Linked DNA regions of Mus musculus: all the other regions are linked to region 2. A link is a loop called in an ENCODE intact Hi-C map of the cell type or tissue named here. Cell type or tissue: left cerebral cortex. All regions are shown on one strand. Region 1 has its middle 27 kb from the start of Gm36634. Region 2 overlaps Ralgapa1 (Ral GTPase activating protein, alpha subunit 1). Region 3 holds the start of Ralgapa1 (Ral GTPase activating protein, alpha subunit 1).

Region 1 (5,000 bases), 200 kb before region 2:
CTTACTAAAATCCAGTGGCATTCTATCAGAAAATTAATTCCTCTGGTTTTTGGAGTCACTGTATACGGTAACTCCGTTGCATCTGACCTCAAGATTTGTCTGATTTTTTTTTTTCTAAGGGTTTCCGTTGGATTAGCCTTCATGTTCTGGAGTCCACCGGTGCTAAGTGTTTTTAACACTCGAGTTAAGGACCTTGTGGAAAAGCCAAGGACAGCCATGGGTTCTTTACAGGGCTCAGGAGAACTGCTGCTTAGCAGGTTGTGTGCAGTTTGCTCGAGCTGCCAGTAGTGGGCGCCCTCTCCCGCGCCACATTCCAATGGCCTTCCTGGGTCTCTGCTGTAGGACCGCACTCTGCCCCTGAAGCAGCTGTGGTGACCCATGGGCTGGATTGAGTAATTAATGAAGCCCCGAGGGATCTCTCACAAAAGAAGAATTGGCATAAATAGGAGGCTGGAGGGGAGGAGGGAGGGAGAAAACTAACCAACAATGAAAAAAAAAAAAAAATGCTGCCACAGCTGCTGCAGCCTGTGAGTAATGTGAGGTGGAGTGTTGACAACACAGATTCCCCAAAGGGAGATTGGGGTGAGACTGTCACCGGACTGCAGGCGCCCACCCCCTAAAAACAAAACAAAACTGCTCTGCGCATCGATTTTTCAAACAATACATTTACTGGCCCACTGCATCGTGGTGAGGGGCGGGGTGATGGTGTGGTCCATGGCAGCTTCATTACCAATGTGGGAACAAACCAGGCATTCTTGATCCCTCTCAGCTCCCAGATGGCCAACAAGCTTCATTTGTCGATGAGCTGGCTTGATGAGCTGACTTGCGTTAACTTTCCTGTGTGCGCTTAATCCAGACTGGGCACTGGTGACAGAGCAAAGCAATGATTCCACCCATGTCTAAATTGGTGAACCAAGCAGTTTATGGGCTTACGGATACACAGGTGACCCCCCAAAAGTTACGCCACTGAAGTCAGGGTGTGTGATGGGTGGTGTTCTCATCACTGCATAGATGGAGTACCCTTCCGTTAGCCTTGTTTCTACATACTTTAGCACCTTCTGAGTCCACTCTGCAGCGGGGGCAGAATTATTGCTATCTGGAAATGGGGACAGGCAGGCTGGGAATCTTAGGTGACCTTCCCACTCTCTCCCATGAGGGAACATCACGAGGCCTGATCTTGTTGGGAGTGTGCGGCGGGAAATCATGGCTCTCTGATTAAGGTAATATAATAATTAAAGTATATATAATAAAGTAAAGGTTGTGTATGCCTGAAAAGGGGTCCAGCCAACAAGAATTTCCTCTTCTTTGCCTTTGATAATGAAGAAACTGAAGGGTTTTGATATTATTGCTTTTTATTTTTATTTATTTTATTTTATGTTTATGAGTATTTTGCCTGCATGTGCATATGCCTATCATCTTCATGCCTGGTGCTCTTGGAGGTTAAAAAAAATGGGTCAGGTTCCCTGGGTCTTCTGGAGCCCAGGATGACCTCAAAGTCGTTGCAATCCTCCTGCCTCATCCCCTCACTCCCAGTTGGGACTACTGGCATGAGCCACCATGCCTTGCCAGTGTTTCTTTTTTAAGAGTGAGAACCACAGCCTTTTCTGTATTGGCTCCCACTCATTCTTCCAAATGTCGAGTCCCAGTCCTCATGTTCTGGGGTCTTGCTTCTGGTCAGTGGTACCACTGGGCCATTAAAGACTTCAGCTCTGATTTGTCCACTACCTTTTGTCTTGAATGATGCTAAGGCCTTGAATTGGCATGCTGTATTCTCAGGGTCTTACATAAAACCATTCTATAAATCACACTTGTTGCCCTTGCTACTGAAAGTCTGAAAAAAGTGTAAAGGGGTTAAAACGAGCCTCATTCATATCAAAGGCGACTGCTGTTCATATGATATATATCCTTCTATAGTGTCTATACATATACAAAGGCTGCGGATAGAGCTGAGTGGCAGAGCACTTGCCTGTCAAGTATATTTCTATCTCATTACTTTCGGAGTTCTATGTCTGTGTGATGGAGAATGACAATGAGTACGATCATTGCTCCTGGGGAAGGTCAGGGATAGAGAGGGTCCTGTGATGCTGCGGGATTTGATCACATTGTGAACCCCACGATTGTGAACTGGAAAAACCTGGTTATTGTTATGGTGTGGCTCAGCCCTAGCACACAGCTTTAATCCAAGAACTTTCTGCAAACAGGATTAAATAAAGTCAACCCTTGGGCAAGAGGTGAAGCAAGCAGCCGGGTGACAGGGAGTGACCATAAGAAAACTCAGGAAGTCAAGAGGAGAGACACTGAGTTGAAGGGTATTTTAGACGGCATGAAGGAATTTCTTCAGGGACGTTGGTGGAGTGGGAAGCCCAGCTGGGGCCTTTCTCTGCCTCTCTGAGCTAGCAGGCTTTCACCACAGCATCTGGCTCTTGTGTCCTCATTTGATAAGTCAAGTGTTTGGGACGTTGTCTTTTAAAAGTAACACTAAGCTGGTGATCACAGCCAGATAACCTTAATTTATGCAAATTTCTGTTGAGAGCCACCAATAAACATTGTTAATTCGTTCACTTTGAACCTGACCAACAGCGGTATACATAACTCATGACTGACAGAAACCACGTAGGCATCTCCTCTGAAAAGCACATCAGATCTTTATGAATAGGAACACTGGGCCATTATACTGGGGCGAATTTCAATACTGACATTGCCAAGAAAAGCAGAGAAGTGTGAATTACACTGTAGTAAACAAAGCACGGAAAGAGACTCAGCCATTGTACAAGAACTGGAGCAAGAAGGCGAAGCACGTCTTTTGACTGCTCAGCAGTCAAAAGGGACGGCAAATAGTTAATTGTTTTAATGCCACAAATAAGTTTTAATTAGAATTATATAATATTTGCAAATATAAATTACAGAATCTGGAACTAATGTGGCTCAATTATATCTTAACTCTTTTCCTGGCCACCATATGCATTTTATTCTTTGTGTGTGCATGTGTGCGTGTTGACATGTATGTGATGGTGAGGTGTGTGTGTGTGCATACATACATGTAGAAGCCAGAGGGCATCCTGTTCTCTCACCCTCTGCCTGAGTCTCTCACTGAACCTGGAGCCAGGCTGAGGCCAGCAAAGCCCATCAATACTCTTGTCTTCCCCACAGCAACAATAGGGTTCCTAGGTGCTTTAGGCAAGACCTGGCATGGCTTTTGCTTGGGTACTGAGGATTTGAACTCAAGTCTTCGTGTTTGCACAGGAAGTTCTCTTACACACTGAGTCAGTTCCTTAGCCTCTCAAGATATCCATTTTTTTTTTTGGACAGGTTATTGCTAAAATCCCTTCTCAGTGTGGGATGTAAATAACACCTATCCCTCCTTCAAAGGTCACAACAGACATACTGACTCCCACAATTCCGTCACAGTTCACTCTTGGGAACCAATGACTTCATTGGGCTTCTTTACTGGGCCTGGGTACCTGCTCCTTCCCCTCCAATAAACTGCACCTGAAAGGCCTTGCCAGTCCAGGAGTCACACAGATGGAACCCTCTGCCCCAGTCTCCTCTGCAATACACTCGACCCCCCGCCCCATCCCCTGCCCTAAGTCATGTGTGTGTGATTAAGGTGTTTGGAGCTTGTTCAATATCTGAAAATCAGCTGGTGTAGTCAACCACACAGGGAGTCTAAAGATGAAAATTCAGAGCTGTCACCACATCAGAAGGTAGTAGGGAGCAGCTGGATACTGAGGTGAGGGTTTCATAAACCCCCCACCCCTCTGTGAGGGTGTAAACAGTCAACAGGCCTGGCTGGGATGGTCTTTTGCAAGCAGGGCGGGGCTAAGAAGGCAGAGCACTGTCTTTTCAATGTCAACCAGGAATATCCAAGTCCCAAGAGCTGCTTGCTTGTCTCAGAGGACAGTCACCGAGAGATTCTGGCAGGCCTGGAACTTGCTATGTAGATCATGCTGGCCTCAGACTTATAGAGATCTGCCTGCCTCTGCCTCCCAAATACTGGAGTTAAAGGTGTGTGCCAACCCCCACCCCTGGCCCAACATATGCATTTTAGTAACTATATATAGTTAAGTAAAGATTATGACTCAAGATATAAATGTACCACGCTTTGTCAAAGGTTTAAATTTTGAGACAGGCTCTGCCTGAGTTTCCCAGGCTGGTTTGAACTTGTGACTCTGTCTCAGGCTCTCAAGGATTATTGGCCTGCTCCTCTGGGTCTGGGACCAGGGCTATTCATAACATCTGGGTGCTTAATTATTTTTTTAAATTTAATTTTTTTCTCCCCTGCTCCTCTCCTCCTTTCTCTCTGTTTTGTCTGCATGTTTTTTTTTTTTAATTTTTTTTTTTTATTTTTAGACAGTGTCTGGCTATGTCACTTGGTAGATCTGGACCTTACTGTGTCAGCTACTTGCATGTGAAACTGGAGATTAGCTAGACTCATAAATGATGCTATCTGTGGATTGACCTGGGCTATCCCGGCTCAGGCACCAGCCTTTGTTGGTCAGTACTGTATACACAGTTAAGTTTTGTCAGTGTGATCTATGGGTTAAAATGGGAGGGGCTCACAAGACATGTACGTGCTTATTCTTCTGCTCTGTTCTGTACAGTTCTTGCCCAATGCTGACTTGAATCTCTTACCTTTGTTGTAATAAAGTGTAACCTTGATTCTAACAGTTTGATCTCAGTCCATCGAGTGAACAAATGGGAGAATGATCTGGGAAACTCCCAATATGAACTACTGTATATTTAAACATACCTGAGGACGACTCTATGTGTGCTCTGTCTGTCTGTCTCTCTATGCATATATTTATGTGTTTGTTATACATTTAATATATAAGTATATATAATATAATAATATATAATATGATATTTTATTGTGGATTTAAGAGGTTCACAAAGGTAACTGGCTATACCACCCTTGACTTGGGCTTGCATTCTATTTTTAGAAGTCAATCCTTACCAGCTCCAAGTCTACTACTGAACATCTTTTTAAAGGCTTAGTGGCC
Region 2 (5,000 bases):
ATCCTCAGAGTAAATTCTGATAGTTAGGACCACAGTTGGAAAGGAAAAAACATGCTTACTGAAGTATCTAAATAGCATGTAATGACACGGCTCTGACACCTAAGCTATTGAAGTTCTATTTAAAGTAAAAACCCACATATCAGGTGAGGCAGTGCTGGGTCTAAAGCTCGTGATCAGAAGAAAAATAGAGTTTACAATGGAACAATGAAGCAAACAGATGAGAAAATAAATACAAAGACAGCAAAGATGTCATTTTATGATTTTAAAATAATTGTTCCTCAAAGAAAAGGAAATAAAAGGAAAAGTAATAGATAGTGATAGACAAGTTAAAACCCAAATGGGGAATGACAGCCTCTAAACAGCAATTCTGCACCTAAGGACTAGAGGCTCATTAGCTTCTTTTTTCATCTGGTATTTACTATTTAAGGTAAAAGGCACAGTTTAACACTGATTCCAGAGTTATCTGAATTGTTTAAGCTTTCAAACTATGGGAGTTGGGCCAAGTGCCTTCCAATGTTCTTTCCTACTGACATTTAGCAAGTGGTACCAACCTAGGAAAGAGAGTAAGGGAACTACACTGGGAAGGTGATGGCTTACAGCTTTTAATAGATATTACAGTATCTCTTCAGTTAAAGCTACAAGTCTCAATGTTTTATACCTTTTAATAAAAAAAAAAAGTTTTAAAATTTTTACACACACACACGCACTGGAGATTTGACCTAAGGACTTGTAGACAGGCAAGTGCTCTATCACTGAAATATAGTCAACTTGCTTTCTACTTTTTATAAGACTGGGTCACACTAAGTTATACAGGTTGGCTTGAAATTACATTGCACCTCAGGCAAGGCCTTGAACTAGCTATCCTCCTGCCTTAGCCTCCTGAGCAGCTAGGTAGAAGTGTGTACCACTAAGTCCAGCTTTGAAATGTTTTAAGAGCTAACAATAGTTAGGGGAAGGTGCTGATTGTGAAGGCTGATGGACAGGTAAAGGCAGAGAACTCACTTCCTTAATGTGACCTCTACATGCATGCAGTGGCACACATGCACCTTCACATACACACATACCAAATAAGCAATGTTAAAATGTTTTAAGAACTTTACAAGTCAGAGTTAAGTTTCAGGAAAAAATGAAGATTGGAATAAAAACCTCCACATATACATCATACTCATCCTTTAGTTTTCTACTTTTTAAGTTTGAGCTCACCGAGGCATTGCCACTTCGAAGTCGCTCTGCGATAAACTCATCCATCAGGTCAGGAACATTGGCGCTGTTGCCACCAGTCTCACTATTAAGAGGAGGCAGTTTGGGGCTCGTGTCCTCTTTATTTACTAGAAGCAAAAAAGAACTACATATAGTGGGCAACAACTTAATTGTATTTTCTAAATTTGAAACAAAAGTAATCCAAAATAAAGTACCTCTGCCATATCAAGTATTTGCCAAACATGCACTAATGAATAATTTCCCTCCTTTCAGATTTAATTTTTAAGAATTAGTAAATTGTATTTACTTTATTTAACTAAGCAGATGTTAGTCAATCTTCAGTATGACCTTAAACAGCAAGAAAGCTAGAGGTAAGCACTAGTTGAAGTCAGGTTAATATTGCCTATAAAGAAACTGGTATATTTTTCTTCCTATTCTATGCTGCTTTAGAGTCTTAAGAATTAACAAGCTCCCTCTTTCCCCAGAGAATAATTGTGAGGAATATATCCTTTCAATTCATGCAAATCTCAGTACGACATAAACATACTTCAGTATGGATGTAAATAAAAATCTCATGATTTGACATAATTTTTTTTTTCTTTTTTTAGAGTTAGTCTAAAATCTAACGTCAATGCTTGGAGAAAAAAAGGTTCAATTTTCACGAGAATTAAGAACAAATAAAACCAAAATAGTTGTTTGATTTGTCTAACATTCCCACTGAAATGTAATTTTATAGTAACAAGATTGCTTTCACTTGGTAAACTACCTTGTGGACCATACATTTATGTCACCATTATACTGCTGAAAAAAATTGTTTCTCTGTAGAATAAAACTAGCGCTGTTTCTCTTTCTACTGGATCACCAAGTATTTCAGACTGTTAAATACCATTATCTTTATATCACTGGCCAGGCTTTGCTAAGCTGTAATATACTGCCCTCAAGTGGCATTAATGGCTCAATGCAAGATGCATTATACAGCATTGTTAATCATGCTAACAAAACCATGTTAAAACAAATGAAATCAAAACCTACCTTACTGCTGAAAGTTCTGTTTCTGTATCAATAAAGTTGTTTCCATTTTGGAACAAGATAAAATGGTTACTACAATCTTGCTTCCTTTTGCTAACATGTACATTTAGGTTTCATACTGAAATAATCAGTAAATCATGAAACCTTAATGCACATTTAAGATCTCACAATAAAAATTTAAATCTCTAGATTCAAAACTAAAAGCCTACAGCTTTTTTTCAGAAATGCCTTAAATGGAAAGTGGCTAAATCATCTTTGCAATTAAATAAAGAATTTCCTCTTCAATTATAGTTAAGTATAATGTTGGTGCTGGTTGTAGGAGTCTGATTTCTGTTAATATTTGATGTCAAAGTAACTGTCTACCAAGGAAACCAACAAAGTTATCAGTAAGAATTTGCAAATTCAATTAGATAAAGATGATGCCCTTATAGACATAAAGTAGTGGGGGCAAGAAAAAGTACGGCCAACTCCTTAGTGAACTTCAAGACTGGTGGTACATACTCAGAAAAATACCTGACCTTTGAAAGGTCATTACATTTTCCCCTCTTAACTTCCCCTTTCTATTTTATTGTTCAGCAGCAAAGAGGTTTAACTAAATGCCTCAAAAGGAAAATTAGTAATTTAAATAAATATGTATGCTGGGGAAATAGAGCTGGGGAAAGGCGCATGCAGAACCAAACGGAGAGAAAGCAGTGACCATCCCAAAGCTTTTCCATTGCTTATAGCTTGCTTCAGCTGCATTAAGCCAAACTGGTGCTGTCTTTCTCCTTTTGCGCTCTGCACAGTTAGTGCTCACCTGCAGCTTTCCTTCCAAAATAGCCCATTACATGACTGTACAGATCCCTCAGTGGAGCCTCGGGTGGCATTCTGTTCTGCCTCTGTGGGGAAACATTTGCCTTCGGCTTCGAAAGAGCATGGACAACAGTTTTATAAACGCCACCCAGGGAGCCCTGCTGTGGTCCTGTCTCCTGACTCGATGACCTGAGAGTACTGCGACTACCTGCCTGGTTACTTGCCATTCCTTCTTTCTGTGATGTGGCTGTGGGGATCTCTGTGGATTCCCTCACTGCTCTGCTAACTGATGCTGCACCGATTGTATCTAGAGGTCTGTACACACCAGGCTTTACAAGGTCTGTACCACTAGTTGAGCTGGTCTGTGTGTTGCTGGTGGTGCTACTGCTATTACTGCTAAAGCCACTGAGCTTCCGTAGTCTCATCTTCCATGGAGCCTCTTTGTTTTCCAGAGGATTATAAAATTGGACAGACTCGGTAGATGGTCTAAAAGTAACATGAACACTATTTCGTTTCTTAGCGGCAATTTTCATGATTTTGGCCCTATGAGTTACTGTTTCAGACAAGCTCCTCTTAGTTGGAGAAAGCTTGCTAGTGTTTGAAACATGAGGCATTCTGCGGCTTACCGGTGTTTTTAATGCAGTTTTCTTGGCATGCATTAAGTATGGCGTGATTTTTTCATTAACCTGTACACTCTTAAGCTTTTCAGCTACTGTCATATCTACACAGGCATCTACTTCTGTGGCTGTTTGTCTACACAGATGTTTCTTTTTTTCTTTATCACATAGGCTATCTGAGCTAGGATCCGATGAGTGTTCATCAAGACTTAGTTGCTTAGCCTTTTCAGCAGTTTGTGATCTTGGATAGCTATCTGAATGGTTAGGTGCAAGAGTACTTGTGAAGACAGCTGAGCTTGGTTCTTTTTGAAATGGTGTATTTTCAGAAGTCCCAACAAAAGACATGAGATTTTCTGGTTTTACTTCCTGACCTGTGTACTCTACTTTATGGAAAGATGGTATTTCCTCTCTAGTTACGTCAATAAGCACTTCCTGGGAAGCTGTATCTTTCCCTAGCTCACTTTTACTACGACTTTCCTGGTTTTCCTTAAAGTATTCTTTCAGAGAAGAAAGAAGGTCATCGTCTCCTTCAAGGTCAATGTACTGGATTTGATCCAAAGCTGCATCTGCAAGTTCTACTGGACCTATCAAATGGCAAAGATGGTCATATATGCTATCACCAACTTCCAGAGAAGACTCTCTACTATGAGTATCAGTGAGGTGGCTCTCAGTGGATCTAGTTATTGACGAAGCCTCTGTGGAACTCTGCAAGCTTGGAGCATGACGGGATGAACTGTCAACGACAGGAACTGCACCTTTGGCTCGCTCAACAGTGAATGGTTCCAAGATGTCAGAAGTGCTGCTACTTCGAGGCAGTGGCTGTTCCTCATGCAAAGCACCAAAAACTTCATTTCCAGTGTCTTCACTCTGTGAAAAATGTCTGACTCTGGTTGAGCGGGGAAGGATTTGAGCATCATCAATATCTGTAAGAAAACAAAAAATTATACAGAGTGGAAACTATATAAATACAAGAAACTGTTTCACCCACAGCCTAAGCATATGCTTTCCAATAAAAAATTCAGGAAGTTTTTGCAAGTTCAATTAAAGAAAACCAACTAAAAAATATATAACTGACTTTAAAAAAAAAGATGGACCCAAGGCATGTGGTGTCAATGAATTAGAAAATGGCCAAAATACATTTAAGATGTTAACATGCATACAAACAGTGAGATGATGAAACATTTGGAAGTGCAGTTTAAGATAGAGCTGTGCCAATAAATCAAGCAATTCAAACTTGTTAGTTTTTCCTATTCAAATAGGTTATAAGCAGGGAAGAAAAATAGATCTTAACACAGAAAGCTGATCTAAGCATCTACTGAAGATATCTTAGAAAGTCTCCTCTACTAGGCAGGAACAAGACAT
Region 3 (5,000 bases), 100 kb after region 2:
GTGTTTCCAGACATGATAACTGCTTTTGGCACAATGTGTTTGGTTAAGCACTGTGGTTCTACACTTGAGTGTGGGCTTCTCACAGGGCACAGGTACATAAGAAAGTTGTGAAAGGTAAGACATTCCTGGTGATTTCATTCTTAAAAGACTCCTTAAATTATGAAAGCAAAAGGTTTTTTTGCTTTCTTAAGTATTCCATTTTCGAACTGAGGAAGCCAGGTCCTACAAAATATCCAACATGTGTGGTAGTAATACATCTGATGTTTCCCAAGTTAGGAAACACACATGCACACACTACACACATACACACAACCACAAAACCCTCTATGCTGTGGCAGGTAATTTAGGAACTCTCAATACCCTGCTGTAACTCAGCTTTATAGTTACAACTGCATTTATGCAATCTACAGCTTGTCTCAAGTGAGAGTCAGATTGCACCAAGTGTCCACTTTCAAACGGCCGTTATTTTGTAATACATTTACGTGCCGATGACTTTGCGTGTCTCAGCATATCTTTTCACGCAAATCTTCAATGACTTAACTCCAAAATGGAAATGTTAAAAACCTCTACCATATTTAAATGGTTTACATAAGATGGATTTAATTGCTTTCTCACTATACCACAGGTATAAGTACTTGTGATAACTAAGACTAGCTGTCAGACATGTAGGAAGGCTGAAAAACAAATCAGAGACAGAAAATCTAGGCTTCGTTGTGGTCGTTAGTCTCCACCAGCTCCATCCATCTTCAACTTTTTTGTTTATATATTTTTTAAAATGGCAAATAATATCTCTATTTCTAGACAGATGGTCATGTTGGATTATACTAATTCATGTGAGACCCTTTGTAGACAGCAAAACACCACACAAATGTTGGGTATCATTGGTGGTATTAGTCACAACACAGTAGAGAAATCCATCCATGAAACAGAGGACACACCACTAAACATATAAGTCACTTTCCAAAACAGACAGAAATTAGGAGGACAGCTTGAGATGATAAACTCTGAATTAGAATTCAGACATCTGAGATCTAACCTCAGCTATCCTATTGTCATTCTATATGTCTAAGCCCTGGTCAACTTTCCTTTTTACCTCAAAATTTCTTCATTTAAAAAAAAAAAAAAATCCAAGTTGTCTATGACCAAGTATCCAAAAATCCTCGCTTAACACTTTATCCCAAATCTAGCTTGCTTCGGTCTTCAGAGACACTAAAGTTGATGAGACGGCAGAGAGTAAGAAATTTTTAATGAAAACTTAATTCTGTATCGTTCACGAGAACCTTCTTCTCTATAATTAGTTTTCTTCCTAAAGGACAGCAAATGAAGAACAGGGTGTATAGGGCGGGGTTCTTTCCCCAAGCTTCAGGAACCACCCACTTCCCAAAGAGGTGCAACTGCTTCCTCCAGGGCCCTCACCTGCCAAAAAAACTTGAAAGACTACGGGTTCCACTGGCCGAGCCAGCGCTTTGCTTTGCTTTGCTTTGCACTCGGGTGGGGATGGCAGTAGTCAGATGGCAAGCACACCCTCTAAACACCATTACCCACAACGCCAAGTGTCCCTGAAGTCTCATCAAGGACTTAAGTTTCTGGCCTGACTGTCATTTTTTTTTTTTTAAACAATCAGACCAGGAACTCCAACGTGGGTCTCTCCGTGCTGGTGCTGACTGATTTGTACCAACTGCCAAGCTGTCCCCTTCCCTCGCCGCCCGCCCGCGCGTGGGCAGAGGCGCCGCCGGCCCTCACTCCCGACCGCGCCAGGTCGCGAGGGCGAAGCCCGGAGCTCGCGGGGTGACAGGCCGGGGGCAGCAAGGCCGCCGCGGCGGCGCCCCGGGGTCGCGGCTCCCCTCACCGATGACGATGCGCAGGTGCTTGAGGCGGGTCAGCGCGTCCTTCTTGGTGTCCAGCACCTTCTGGGTGGACTTCTTCACGTCCCCGTGCGGCTTCTTAGAGAACATCCTGCGGCCGCCGCGGCCCCTCCCGGCCGGGTCCCGACGACCCAGCGCAGGCGGTGGGCGGGGAAGAGGCTAGCCGCGGCGGCTCATGCGTTCCCCCGCGTCCGCCGCTGCCGCGCGGGCCCCGCTGCCAGGCCCGCCTCTCGCCGCCGCCGCCGCACGGAACCTGCAGCCCCGGCTCCAATATGGCGGATCCGCCCCGCGCGCTGCAGCGACGAGGAGACGCGGAGCGGCCGCCGCCGCCCAGGCCGCGGCAGGAATCCCCACAGCCGCGGAGAGGGAGCGCTCCGCCGCGGCGCCACTCCTCTCTCCCTGAGGCCCCCTTAAGGTTGAAGCGTCTCTAGCAGCTTCAACCCCGCGGAGGCCAAAACCGAGTCGTGTGGTGATGGAGTTTCACGACTCTGCCGTCGGTGGCGAACGGTCCCCGTGGCAACCGCCTTCTGACGTCAAGTGCTCGTGACGTCATGTCAGCGTGAGCTCATTCCTGCCTCTATAGCCTCTTGGTTTCCTGTGTCTGTAGTAATGAAGAAGGGCAAGAAAGTTAAGGAAGGTGTTGTCTACTGTGTGCTCCTTGTAAACAGCGGTTCCTAGAGTTTTTGTTGAAAAAGTCGTTCATCTCCACTCTTTAAACCGCTCTGAGTAACTTAAACATCAGAACAGATGTGCAAGGCCAGCTTGATACTAGCTCTGAAGCCTTGGCTCTGACGTCATTTCACTTTCTAATTTGGATATTTCCTGTGTTTTGCAAACCGTTCACTTTCTAATTTGGATTCTTCCTGCGTCTTGCAAAATAATGATTAAAAATGTACTGTACTTTAGAGATGCGTGGGAGTGTTGCATCCTTTTCCTTTAAATTAACATGCACATGGCTAGAGCTGCAGTTCGCTCTAGCACCAGATCTCCAGCACCAAGAAAACAGACATAAATAAATAAAATATCTTGTACAAGTAAATGCATCCTACCATATATCAGAGAAAAAAAATTAAGAAATCTGGATGATTTTAAAGGAAGGCTGTCTTTAGATGTGAAATACTCACCTAAATCCAAAGAACGCTGTGTAAGATCCAAGTAAAACAATTAACTAAGTGTGGTAGTGCTCTGCTGTCATACTAGGATTTGGGAAGACATAATTCAAGGTCAATGGCAGCTACGTTAGACCATGTCTCAAAACAAAACAAAACAAAACAAAAAACTACAAAACACAAGTAGTAATCACAAACTCTGGCTTTTTGTCTTTGCCTGTCCCTAGTGCCCAGTCCCCTGCTGATCTATCTTCCGTCACTCTGAATTAATATTTGTTAGACAATTTTGTTTGTATTTTTCTTTAGAGACTTTAAATAATTTATTTTATTTGTTTGTTTATTCATTTGCTTTTTTCGTTTTGGTTTTCCAAGGCAGGGTTTTTCTGTGTAGCCCTGGCTGTGAACTCACTCTGTAGATCAAGGTGGCCTAGAACTCACAGAGATCCACATGCCTCTGCCTCCAGAGTTCTGAGATTAAAGTGTGTGCCACCACTGTCCAGCTTGTTTGTTTGTTTATTTTGGTGTTCTGCCTACATATATGTCTGTGAGATGGTATCAGATCCCCTGGAACTAGGGTTACAGACAGCTGCAAGTTGCCATGGAGGTGCTGGGAATTGAACCTAGGTCCTCTTAACTGCTGAGCTGATTGATTTTTATTTTGAATCTGTGAGTGTGTGTGAATGTGTGTGTGTGCGCGCGTGCGTGCATGCACACAAGCATCTACACAAACATGCCTTTTGAGGCTGTACTTATAGGCAGTTGTGAGCCACCCAGCCTCAGTACTGCAAATCAAACTTGGGTTGTCTGCAAGAGCATATACTCCCCTAACTAGTGAGCCATCTCTACAGCTCCCTTCTTTTAGAATTTTACATCAAATCTACAGAATACATGAAATGTACATAAAAACAGTGATGTGTTGTTTTATCAGTAGCCTTTGTCTTCAAATAGTAATTCACCAGTGAGTGCAACAGTAGGAACTCCCACGGCCTATTAAGAATAGCAGTAATTAGTAGGAGGCTTCTGAAAAATAGCAGGATACTTTAAAATGTTTACATAATCTTGCGGAGGTTTGAATAGGTATGGTCCCCATAGATTCATGTGTTTGAATGCTTGGCCCATTAGGAGATGTAGCCTTGTTGAAGTGGGTGTGGCCTTGCTGAAGTGGGTGTGGCCTTGTTGGAGGACTTGTGTTGTTGTGGAGGTGGGTTTTGAGGTCTCATATGCTCAAGCTCTGCCCAGTGTGGAACCCAGTCCCCTGGCTGCCTTTGGATCAAGATGTAGAACTCTCAGCTCCTCCAACACCCCGTCTTCCTCCATGCTGCCATGATTCCCACCACGATAAAGGACTAAACTCTGAAACTGTAACCCTGCCCCAATCAGCTGACTTTATAAGAGTTACCTTGGTTATGGTGTCTCTTTACAGCAATGAAACCCTAACTAAGACAAATCTGATTCAAAAGTTCCACTTTTAGAACTCTTTTAAAAAAGAGTGTCAGGAAAAAATAAGGTTTTGTAAAATATTAAGGCATTGTTTATAACTGTATAAACTGATGACATGACCACTCCATGGTGTGGTTTTATTGTAGACATGAGAGCATGGCATTGTCCAGAGCCGAGAGAGAAAGTAATAGACTGCACATGGATGGCAGACTGGAGCTGACTAGGAGGGAAGCAGGACCAGAGCAGATAGAGATGGGAAGGAGCATAGAGAAAGAGAGAGAAAGGGAAAGTGCTGAAGACCAGAGAGTGATGTGAAGAAATAGCAGGAGAATGAATAGCTGGGGACATAAGCCTGTGAGCTGGTGAGCTGGAGAGGAGAGGGGAGGGGAGGAGGTGAGAAGAGCCAGGATGTCGGCCAGCACGGACTTCGTATGTGTCCTGAGTACTTGTGATTCTGAGGGAGCCTGGAGGCCAGCATAGACTTTGGTCTGCTAATGGACACCACAGTCAGCCATTTCTTCCTTCTGCCTTTTGGAATATGAGAAAAATGGAGTTTCATTTGATCTGACAATACATCAAAAACCTC

The links. Hi-C counts contacts between places; a loop is a spot of excess contacts. Peaks named below come from ENCODE experiments on the same cell type or tissue, not always from the same donor. Only the 100,000 strongest peaks of a DNase experiment are listed, where the experiment ranks them.
Region 1: it touches region 2 in a loop (2.7-fold over the local background); 10 of 42 quality-filtered maps call a loop at or near these places.
Region 3: a loop joins it to region 2, with 2.5 times the contacts of the local background. A loop is called at or near these places in 9 of 42 quality-filtered maps.

Annotation. Positions count from the first base shown.
Region 1 is chr12:55,517,859-55,522,858 of GRCm38, forward strand. No RefSeq gene overlaps it. Among named protein-coding and RNA genes, the nearest start is that of Gm36634, 27 kb to the left of the region's middle. In left cerebral cortex, a CTCF peak has its summit at 287 (motif pointing right); DNase peaks (open chromatin) are centred at 323 and 2,384.
Region 2 is chr12:55,718,381-55,723,380 of GRCm38, forward strand. It overlaps Ralgapa1 (Ral GTPase activating protein, alpha subunit 1), which reads right to left. Exons shown (of 42, transcript NM_001368814.1): 18 at 3,026-4,561; 19 at 1,204-1,328. Among named protein-coding and RNA genes, the nearest start is that of Ralgapa1, 100 kb to the right of the region's middle. In left cerebral cortex, a CTCF peak has its summit at 2,140 (motif pointing left); a DNase peak (open chromatin) is centred at 2,129.
Region 3 is chr12:55,818,813-55,823,812 of GRCm38, forward strand. It overlaps Ralgapa1 (Ral GTPase activating protein, alpha subunit 1), which reads right to left and starts at 2,355. Exons shown (of 42, transcript NM_001368814.1): 1 at 1,850-2,355. The coding sequence starts at 1,955. In left cerebral cortex, CTCF peaks have their summits at 2,275 and 2,489; DNase peaks (open chromatin) are centred at 1,492 and 2,382; H3K4me3 peaks cover 2,656 bases; H3K27ac peaks cover 1,815 bases.